2 separate regions of the Homo sapiens genome follow, and region 2 is linked to region 1. Evidence: chromatin loops called from intact Hi-C (ENCODE). Cell type or tissue: pancreas. All regions are shown on one strand. Each heading gives the region's core, and the rest is flanking DNA. Links, peaks and the distances in the headings are about the cores only.

What was found. Peaks named below come from ENCODE experiments on the same cell type or tissue, not always from the same donor. Only the 100,000 strongest peaks of a DNase experiment are listed, where the experiment ranks them.
Region 2: it touches region 1 in a loop (4-fold over the local background); 98 of 110 quality-filtered maps call a loop at or near these places.

The regions. Positions count from the first base shown.
Region 1 is chr9:87,809,989-87,815,589 of GRCh38, reverse strand. It overlaps the pseudogene LOC100420576. Among named protein-coding and RNA genes, the nearest start is that of SPATA31E1, 70 kb to the left of the region's middle. In pancreas, for the core only: a CTCF peak has its summit at 2,526; no DNase peak of the experiment used is centred there.
Region 2 is chr9:87,673,150-87,678,750 of GRCh38, reverse strand. All of the region lies in intron 19 of DAPK1 (death associated protein kinase 1), which reads right to left. Among named protein-coding and RNA genes, the nearest start is that of CTSL, 50 kb to the left of the region's middle. In pancreas, for the core only: no CTCF peak of the experiment used is centred there; DNase peaks (open chromatin) are centred at 2,560 and 3,155; H3K27ac peaks cover 453 bases.

The DNA of each region.
Region 1 (5,601 bases), core at 309-5,308:
GTATAAATCTAGAGAAAAGTAAACTCTCATACATCATTAGTGGAAATATAAATTAATAAAGCCACTATGGAGAACAGTTAGGAGGTTCCCCATAAAACTACAAATAGAGCTACCGTACAAATCAGTGATCCCACTGCTGGGTATATACACAAAAGAAAGGAAATCAGTATATTGAAGAGAAATCTGCACTCCCCAGTTTACTGCAGCACTGTTCACAATAACTAAGATTTGGAGGAAACCTAAGTGTCCATCAATAGATGAAAGGGTAAAGAAAATGTGGTGCATATACACAATGGAGTACTATTCAGCCATAAAAAGGAATGAGATTCTGTCATTTGCAACAATATGGATGGAACTGGAGGTCATTATGTTAAGTGCAACAAGCCAGGCACAGAAAGACAAACGTGGCATTTTCTCACTTATTCATGGGATCTAAAAATCAAAACAATTGAGCTGATGGGCATAGAGAGCAGAAGAATGGTTGCCAGAGGCTAGGAAAGGTAGTGGGAGGGGATTGGCAGGGGTGGGTGGGGATAGTTAATGGGTATAAAAAAATAGTTACAAAGAATTAATAAGACCTACTATTTGATAGCACAGTAGAGTGACTATAGTCAAAAATAAAGTAATTGTACATTGAAAAATAACTTAAGAAGGATAATTGGATTTTTGTAACAGAAAGGATAAATGCTTGAGGGAATGGACACCACATTCTTCATGATCTGATTATTATGCATTGCATGCCTGTATCAAAACATCTCATGTACCCCATAAATATATACACCTATTATGTACCCACAAAAATTAAAAAACTAAAAATAAAAGAAAAATAAAAAGAGATGCATCCTTTGGTCCCTGAAGCACTGAGGTGCTGCCATGAGGTGCAAGGACTCCTTGTGGCAGCCACAGCTGGAGTGAGGTGGATGGAGATGCTGGTGATGGAGAGTGGAGTCCTGGTGAGCTGCAGAGAAGGCCGCTGGCACCAGTGCTGGCGAGATGCCTTATGCTGGGGTCAGGGTGGCCTTAGGCCAGGTTCTGCCTCTGCCCATCCCAGTTGTGTGAGAGGCTGGTGGAGATCAGTCTCCCCACACCCATTTCTCTTCCTGGGCCCATAGGAAGACTACATTTCCCAGCCTCTCTTGCTTTTTGTTGAGGGCCAGGGGTTTTGTCAAATGGAGTGGGGGTAGAATTACACCCAAGGCTCAATCCTTCATCCTCTCTCTTCCCTTCTGAGCCACCTCTGAAGCCATGCATTTAGAGACAGGGTCACGACTCAGCAGGAGCCTGGAGGCCTGAGCCACTTACCCTGTTGCTATCAGCCTGGCATGGGAAGGAGAAACAAATCTTTGCTGTACTAAGCCACTGGGGTTTCTGGCTTATTTATTGCTGCAGCATAATCTATGCTATCCTGACTGGGGTAGATTGAGCTTGGCAACATTTTTAACCTCTCTGAGTCTCCCTTTCTTCATTTGCAAAATGTTAATTGTAATATCTGTTGTTGTACTCAAGGCCAACTTTGCTGTATGTAACAGAAACCCATTCATTTTGGCTGAAGCAGAAAGGGAATTTGTTGGAATATTTCAGGGGACTCTCATGAAATCCAGCACCTACTGCCTTCCTAGCCTCGAGGACACATCCTTCACATCCCAGCATTGTCATCCAGTCCACTGTGTCTCTGTGTCTCACAGCAAGTTCCAGAAGAAAAAAATCTGATTGTCTTAGTTTGTGTCAAGTCAGCTGTAGCCAGAGACCAGGGTCACATAAGACAAATGTGGCCTGGGGTTTTCTTATGAGCAGGGTGCACTTTTCTGTTAGATGGGTATCAGGAGGCAGAGGGATTACTGGTGCCATTTGTAAGGAGTCATCTCTGCCCTGTAAAGAGATCCAAGGGAAAGCCTGCTACTTCTGCCACCATCCAGCCCAGCAGTCGACCCCTTTCAGCCATATTTAAATGTTAGACATTTGAGTTATCCACATGGTCTGAAATTGCAGCTGGAGACCTTTCAGCAAATCTCAAAGTTCTTTCAGGGCACACAACAGCGTGGACACACAGAGCAGCTGAAAGGCCCAGAGGGAGGGAGAGTGGTGTCCACTGCACAGTTATTTCAGCGCCACTGATGCATTGGTGAGCACAAAGCTATTTATTTATGGGCTTGCTCTGCTTGGTAGAGATCCTCACAGGCCTGAGATGAAGTAGTAAGGACGAAAGGAGTCTCTGAACAATAGGACAGTCTGATGGCCGTTCATAGGGCGGCACCTCCACCCGAAGGCTAGGATCTGGGCTGTGACTCTAGAGTACTAGCGGAGGGCACATTCTCTACTAGCAAAACTCTGCTAGGATACTTTCCATGCACCCCGTCAAGTGATCCCAACATACGTTTTTGCATGAAACCTCAGCATTCCTGCATACAGCATGGCAGACACCTTTGGGGCATCTGCTCAGCCCATGATCCCCATCTCATACAAAAGAAAAAGGACGTGACCATCATCGCCAGGAAGGTGCGTCCAGGGGCTGCAGTGCCCCTGCTCGCCATTAGATGATGCTACTAAGCCAGAAACAATCTGTTTTTCTTTAATTTCTGGATTTTTCCTCTATTTCTTAGTATTTGTTTTCTAGAAACAATGGATTGCCACTTTTCTAGTTGGAAATCTTGAGCTGTCTAGTGAAAGAAGACTCTACAGTAGGACAGTGATTCATTCAGGAAATAGTTCAGAGTGATGTACGGAACCACTTCAGTGGGCGGTTGTTCACGGCTGTTGACTTTATCTGTCAGTGGCTTGAACATGTGGAGTCCAGTAAAAACCAGAGTTCCTGGGAAGAGATGTAAAACACAGCCTCGTACTCTCACCCCTCTTCTTGTTTCCACTGCCACCCTCACCCCACATTTTGCAAGGGGGTTATGGTTCCAGCAGAGATTTCTTCATGCCTGATGAGCTGTTAGACTACTCTAGAAAGGAAATCACGAGGATCCTGTGCTCTTGTTCAACACGATGGTAAAGTTGGTTAGTGCAGGGCATGGCTAGGGAGGGACCGTATTCACTATGGGTCCATGAATAGCTTTTTATTTGCTGGCGGTCAAAAGGTTCAACCAATGTTCAGCAGCAATATAGTAACACAGAATAGATGCTATTCTATTTGACCCAAAAAGTTGGCTGAACTCCTTAGGAGTCACGAGCACACTGGCCCTGATATTTCAATGAACTATGAAACAAAGCACTGACCTGCCTCTCTCTCAAATAGAATAGCATCTATTGGGCTATTTGCCCTTCTTTTACACATTGGAAATTGGGGACAAGAGGCTATTTCTTTGTGATCAGCTGGAAGAATGGAAAAGGTAAAGTAAAGCCAAATTTATTTAACCTCTGCTATATGCCGGGTACTGTGCAAGGCACTTTTACACTTGTCTCACACAATTTAAGCCACATCACCCCTATTATTTTAAACTTTCAACTTCAGTTGACATGACCCTTGTTTCTCTCTCCTGTCTAATCTACCATTGTCTTCTACCATTGGTCTGAATTACACAGGTTTTCATGCCAGCTCTTGAATACTCCACACCTGCTAATCTCTCTGCCTAAAACTCTCCTCTCTAAGATGAGCGTGGTGGCTAACGCCTGCAATTCCAGCGCTTTGGGAGGCTGAAGTAGGAGGATCACTTGAGCTCAGGAATTTGAGACCTGCCTGGGCAACATAAATCAAAATACAAAAAATTGAAAAATTAGCTGGGCATGGTGGTGTGCTCCTATAGTCCCAGCTATTCAGGAGGCTGAGGTGGGAGGATTGCTTGAGCCCAGAAGTTCTAGGCTGCAGTGAGCTGTAACCACACCACTGCACTCCATCCTGGGCAACAGAATGAGACTGTCTGATAAAAAAAAAAAAATCTGTTCTCTGGGTCTCTCTGTGTGTCTTCATTCCTTAATGCTAGTCAAGACTGTCATCAAATGTGACCCCCTTCATGGGTCACCAGCCCCTCCAGCCTGCGTAGGTTTTCTTTAGGGCACACACCACAACCTATTTGTGTGTGTGCTGGCCTGTGTGCTGCCTGTTCTCACACTAGAATCTCAGTTCCAAGAAATCAGCCTTGCTGCCAGTATTGCCGCCCCCCTGTAATCCCAGTGCCCTGAACAGTTCCTAGCATATGCTGGAAGCTCAACAAGTATCTGCTGAATAAAAACATGCATGAGTGGGCTAAATCGGATCACTATGGGATACATTAGATTACTATAGAGATGTTGGGGAATTTCTAAGTTTATAGATTATCAAACTTTTTTTGTCTGCCTCTGACTGAGCATGGAAAAAACAAAACAAAACAAAACAAAACAAAACAAAAACAGAAACAAAGCTCAAATGAGACTAGGCTAATACTCGTTGGAAAGTCAGGGAAAACTAATTTGAGTAGAGGGAGAAATGACCCTCATCTCACTTGAAGTTTTGTCACTGGTGTCTAATGAGCCAGGGGCTCCAGCCCCCATCACTAAGGGCTCTCTCAGGACCTTGCACACAGGCGGCTGTACAAAGGACCCAGGGACTTCCCTCCATGGCTGGAGCTGCCTGTGACAGCAGAGTGGCTAGGTGTAGGGATGTGGGTCTTTCAAGACCCCACCCACTTTATCTTCTCGTCTTCACATTGGACAGGCGAGTTGTCCAATACAAAACCCAAAGGAGTATTTTTATGTAAGCTGACACACCCTGCCTTCTGTAAGTCATGGTGTTTTTCGATAAGGATATGCCATGGTTCTCTTATCTTTTTTCCATGTGGTGTTCTCTGCTGCACACAGCCCTGACAGCGCAATTGTGCTAATGGGAAGATGTGCTGACTGGGTGGTGCTTCCCTCTCTGATTTAGAGGAAATACATGGTCTGCTTTGACCCACTGGATGAATCTTCCAATATTGACTGCCTGGCCTCCATTGGAACCATCTTTGCCGTCTACAGAAAGGTGAGTAGACAGGCAAAATGTGAGGAGGGCTGACATTTCATGCGTCCCTCCTGGAGTGGTCTCTGGAAGGTTCCTAGGCTGAGAGTCACGAGTTTGGAGTCCTCATCTCTGTCCCCCTACTAAATAGAAAAGCCACTGCAGGCAAACCACAAACTTCTGTCTTCCTAAGCTCCTCATTAGAAGAACTGAATTGGTGATTCTCCCTGTGACTACTTTCTGTTGTTCCTGGGGCGATACTGTAGAAGGACAGCCGGGATCTTGTTTTGAAATCTGGATGCAACACCAATGTCAAACATAGTATTAGGTTCCAGGGGGCATCCAAAGACCCACTCTGTTTCTTCTTTCTGCACCTCACCTCTTAACGGCATTCATTTTCTTTTGCTGCCAGAACAAATCACCACACACTTAGAGGCAGCAAACAACACTTGTTGATTGCCTCCCACTTCTGTAGGTCAGAAGTCCAGTCGGCTTGGCTGGGTTTTCTGCTTAGGGTCTCCTGAGTACAAAATTGAGATGACAGCCAGTCTGGCTCCTTATCAAGAGGCTCCAGGGGAGAATTTGTCTCCAGGCTCATTTAGGTTGTTGGCGGAATTCAGTTCCTTTCTGTGGTGGGATCAAGGTCCTCGTTTCATTGCTAGCTGATGGCCAGGGTCCTTCTTGGCTGC
Region 2 (5,601 bases), core at 363-5,362, 140 kb after region 1:
ACAGCGAAGAATTCTCCTGGGTCCCCTGACTTCTGAGCATCTGATGAGCATTTATATAGGGGAAAAGCCTGTTTACAATCATCTGAGCTGAGAACTTAACTACATTTTACACATCATCCACAGGGTTTTGGGGGCAGTATTTAATATATACTGAGTTATCCACGAATGCTGCTATTTTATAGATTGGCAAATAACTACACTTTGCTTTTTTCCTTTTATCTTTGCTGAGTGCTGTCTCCGATTTCTGGACATCAGCTCAGCACGCTGCTGTGGTGCTGGAGCTGCCATCCCAGCCCTCCAGTGTCCGTGGGCGTCTGTGGGGGTTGCACTCAGTGATCCTGTGCGTGAGTGCAGGGACCTGCTGGGTTTCCCAGCCTCCTCCTGCCTGTGTCCTAGCACATGCATGCTGACATCCAGCATATTTCACTATGCGCATGCTCCCACAAGGTCTGTGTTATATTACAGTTAGGGCATGCTACTGATCTTTTGAAACTATCTGTGTAGTAGGTGCGTCCCTGTCTATAAATTCTACAAGGGAGCGTGACACAAGGTGTGTTGTAAAATGCTGGGGCAGCTGGGGTGGAGGCCACGGCACCAAACCATGATCTGTAGAACACGAGGTGGTCTGTACTCTGGTGTTTTCTTCTGACCTCAAATCCCAACAGGTTCAGAGACAGAGCACCAAAGGGAAAGGAAAGGACTGGGGGTCTTGATAGCAATGTCCCTGACTGATTACCTGAATCAGCAAAAAAGCTGGACAGATTCTATTATGAGGAGTTACTCATTGGGGGTGGCACCTGTCAGGCTGGAAGGAATGGGGCTCTGAATTGTCCCCAGCGCCACGTGCACCAGGTGCGCCCATGCTGCCGCGCTGCCACCGACCCTGGAGCAATTCCACCTCCCAGCCTACTCCAGCCTTCCGCAGCAGCCCTGGGTCTTCCTTGTGAGTCCAAGGCTATACCCACACCATGCCATGCATGAGCACCTGAGCTGCGTCCACTGTGCTGAGCAGTGGTCACCTTCCATGGTGAGCATCCCACAGGGTAGATGCAAACTTCCCCATCTATTCCCTGAACGCAGCTCCTGCCACACAGAGATTCTTGGTACCGGCCCGAGTCTGCTTCATCTGAGACCAGGGGAAGGCAGAAAACTGCTCCTGGTTAAATCCAGTCACTGGATCCCGGGTGCCCCCATTTTGGTAAAGAAACTGTGCCATGAATCTGCCTGCAGCTCTTTCTTCCTGTTTTGTGCCTGTGGATCTTGACACTTTGAGCTTCAGCACACACGTCTGTCCTGTCTGCAGGAATGGGGCAAGCTCATTCCTTCTGCAGGAATCCCACAGGCCCTTCCACTCTCAGGAGACTCGAACCATGGTCAACTACAGACACCGCTGCCCCTGTGAGAGGCTTCTAGAAGCGACTGAACCTGCAGGCTGACTTGCTCCTGTGTATGAGGGCAAGCTATGCCTGTGACTTCCCTGTACTGACAGTCCAGCTCACTCCTTCAAATTCCACGCAGGGCAATGCTGGTTCAGAAGCTCCTGGCAATCTGCCTGTTTCATGGGCCAGCACAATAAATGGAGAAGGAGGGAGGAGGCAGCAGGAGGAGTTGAGACAGATGTGTTTCCTGTCTGCAGCAGTAACTTCCACGTGCACGGCGCCTTCCAGCTCATGCTATGCCTTCACTCACATTCCCTATGAAAACCTCCAAGGAACCTTTGTGGTTAATGCCATCCTCCTCCCTTTCGGATGAGGAAATTGAGGCTTGGAGAGGCCAAGGCACTTGCCCAAGGTGACAGAGCAAAGCCAGAACTCACTACCAGGTCTTCCTCCCACTGCTGGACACTGAAAGGGAGGTGGCAGGTTCCTCAGAAGCAGAGGAGACAGGAACAGACAGGGATGTGCACATTGAAGGTGAACCCCACAGCACTGAGGACCATCCAAGGAGGGCCCCTCACAGTGCATCCCACTCGGAAGGCACTTCCTGAATAGGGCACCCTTTGGAGTGAAATATTGGAGTGCACCTGTCCTTGGTGCACCCCCTTCCCCTCCACCAGGAGCTGTCAGCCTTGGCCAAGATGTGCCCACTCACCCTTCACCAAGTCTTTGGGAAGAGAGGCCAGGAAACTGCGCTGATCTAGACTTACAGAATTCACCATCATCTTGAAAGGCAAAGAAAAGCAAAATATCCTCGGGTATTTCCCTTCACAAGAAAATCTCAGCTGATCCTGGCAGATGACCCCTCGTCCTGCTCACTAAGAACCTTGGGGAATCTAAGCACATCCGAATATATCTCCCTCATTGGTGGAGGCACGTTTTCACGTTTCACTACCAGATGGCGGGTAGGGACGGGTTGTGGCGCAGAGGCCTCTCCCTGGGAAAGCAGCTTTCATCCACGTAATGATCTATCTCCAACTCAGAGAGGGCTCCAGGCCAGGTCTAGAAGGTGCTAGGAAGACTGATTTATTTGGAGGGGGAGTTCAGTAGTCCTTACACAGTGTGTGTTTAACACAAGTTACAAGACAACCCTGAGACCTGGCTGGCACGAAGCCCAGGCTGGTCGGGCCCTCCCTGGCTGGGCCAGGTGGGAGCCATGTGCAGCCAACACCTCTAGGGGAGAGGAGAGGGGACTATGGTGCCACCGACATTTTTGGCTCATGGTTTGAAGTGCTCTCCAGTGTGTGTCCCCTAGGTCTGTGGGTGTGGCTGGAGGGTACTCAGGAGACCTGGGGCATCCAGGGTGTGGGCAAGACCTCCTGCAGTCAGGGCGAGACCAGGCTGGGGAGAGGAGGAGGCAGAACCGAACTCCAAGGAGCGCAGAATTCTGACTCAGAACCTTCCAGGTGGTCATAAGGGTGTGTGTGTGTGTGTGTGTGTGTGTGTGTGTGTGTGTGTGTGTGTGTAGGGTAGAATGTATTTACCTGTATTAGCTCTAATCACATCCTTTAAATATTTACACAGGAGTAGGAGCCTCCCTGGTATTCTTGCCCAAGGCTCACTAAGTAATAGAGCCTGGACAGCCCCAGTCCAAGCACCGTCACATCTCCCCTGGCTGCCAAGATCACCTCCTATCAGGTCCCTCTGCTCCCCATCCTGACCCTGAGGCTCCAGTCTGAGCAGCCGGGAGAATTCCTAAACCTAAGGCAGATCTCACACCTGCCTGCACTTGGCCCAAACCCAAACTCCTCACCCGCTGGGTAAGGTCTATAGAGCTGTGCCGCCTCTCGGGTCATGTCGGGCATTGTTCTCTGCCTGCACACCCAGGTACATCCTCTGACCCTAGCCCAGTTACCCTCCTTCTTTGTTGTTTTATGCTTGAGCTCCTCCAACCCTTCACTACCCGGCCCCTTGCACTCCCTATTCCTCTGTCTTCCTCCAGCCCTTCCTCGGGCTGCTTCCTTCTTCTTGCCCTTCAGGTCTTGGTTTCAGTGTCACATCAGAGAGGTCCTCATCAGCCAGGTGAAAGTAGACTCCACCATCCTCTCATCTCACTTCATCCTGTTTCAATTCCCTGCATGGCACCTACCCCAGGAGGCAGCAACCCTTTCTGTAGAGGGCCAGATGGTCTCTGTGGCAACTCAACTCTGCCATGTAGGAACACCAGGCACAGACAAGAGTGTGTAGCTGTGTCTCAATAAAACTTTATTTACAGAAGCAGGCAGTGGGTTGTAGGCCATTGTTTGCCACCCCTTGACCTGACTTACACATTTTTCTTATCGGTTTCTTGGCTGGGTTCTGCCGATTTTGTTCACTGTGGTCTCTGCAGTGCCTAGAACAGCTCTTACAGTAGACACTGGAAATATCTTTTCAGTGTGTGAGTGAATGAATGTTATTTGGTAACTGTGTTGCTCTTTGAAGCCCTGGTAAATCTCCTAGTTTCTACTTTTCTTTCTTCCAGTACTGTTTTCTCCCTAGCAACTTAGCTTTCACTTTCTCATCAGACAAGAAGACTAAACATTAGCAAGCTGATGGGGAAGACCATTCACGGTCTGGGAAGGCCAGATAAGAGCACTGAGAGGCGATGTGGCCTTGCCCATGTGGCAGGGTGCAGTGAGACTGCACGGATGGTGCAGCAACTTTTAATTACGCAAATGCAGTTTACAGGTGGTGAATTTTTCAATCTGGGCAACTCCCCAATTGTTTTCATTTTTCAAAATATTCCTGGCCACCTTTCTTCACTGTTGGGTCTTAGGTTTAGTAAAAGCAAACTACTTTTTTTTTTTTTTTTTTTTTTTTTGAGACAGAGTCTTACTCTGTCACCCAGGCTGGAATGCAGTGGCATGATCTCAGTGCACTGCAACCTCCACCTCCTGGGTTCAAGCGATTCTACTGCCTCAGCCTCCCGAGTAGCTGGGACTACAGGCACACACCACCATCTCTGGCTAATTTATTTTAATTTTAATTTTAATTTTTTTTGTAGAGACGGGGTTTCACCATGTTGGCCAGGCTGGTTTTCAACTACTGACCTCAGGTGATCTGCCTGCCTCAGCCTCCCAAAGTGCTGGGATTACAGGCGTGAGCCACCGCACCCAGCCTACTTTTAATTTCAGGCTTACGGAAAATCTGATTAGAAGGATGGCCAAACAAAATAAAAATAAGCCAACTCCTCAACCCCCTTGAAATTCTTATTTTAAAATCAGATAAGAATGGAACTTGCAGTGATTATAGTAAAAATGGGTGCTGATATAAAAATCTAGATCAACCCCTTTCCCATAGAAGGGGTCCCTCCTTTCTTCTAGAAGGAGAACTGGGTTTGGCTGAGCAACAACACAGTCCTCAGGCAGGTTTGGACAGCTGCCCAGGGCTCTGTTACTGACTGAGCGCAAGGAAGTAGAAGGTACAACTTCCCTCTGTGATAAGGTGGTACCTACAGCCAAGCGCGGGCTCTCAGGGACCCCCAAAGCAATGATGAACCTATCAACAACCTTTGGTAGGGAGAAGCAGACTTCATCTCTAGCATTTGCTGATTCCTGTGGTGCAAATGCTCCCTCCCTGGCTGATTTCAAGACTCCCATGTGATGTCACCAGGTTGGGAAAACAAGCTCGGCGCTCAGGGACAGCACCAGAGGCTCCTGCACACTACTGCCCGAGTTCACTTAATGTGGAGGTGCGTCAGAGTCGATCCCATGCAGCTCAGCCCTGCCCCAGGTTCCTTCTTCCCCAAGAGCTGTAGCCTTGGCCTCAGCAGTCTTCAGTCTCCTGCCCCTTGAACTCTCCAGTGATCAAAACAGCCAGTCCCTCTCCCCTGCACATCTTCCACTGCTGCGGGCAAACAGGATGATTTTGGTTCTATTTCCAGATGCCAAATCCCATTGCTTCCCTAGCAAATATAGTTTAAAGACACATTGCTAGGCAATGTCAACTGATGAAAGCTGACAGCGTAGATAGAAAGTATTTCTTTTGCTCAATTGGCCCATTTGGAAACCAAATAAAATGGCAGGCAATGTAGGGCCACCATCCTCAGCTGTCCCAGATACAGACCTCTCCCCAGGACAGCGCTTTGGATCAACCTGCAGTGGTTCTTGCAGAGTGTGGTAGCACCCTAGGGGTTGAGAGAAAATGTGTGGAGGGATTCTTTTGGTTTTCACAATATGGCTGTAGG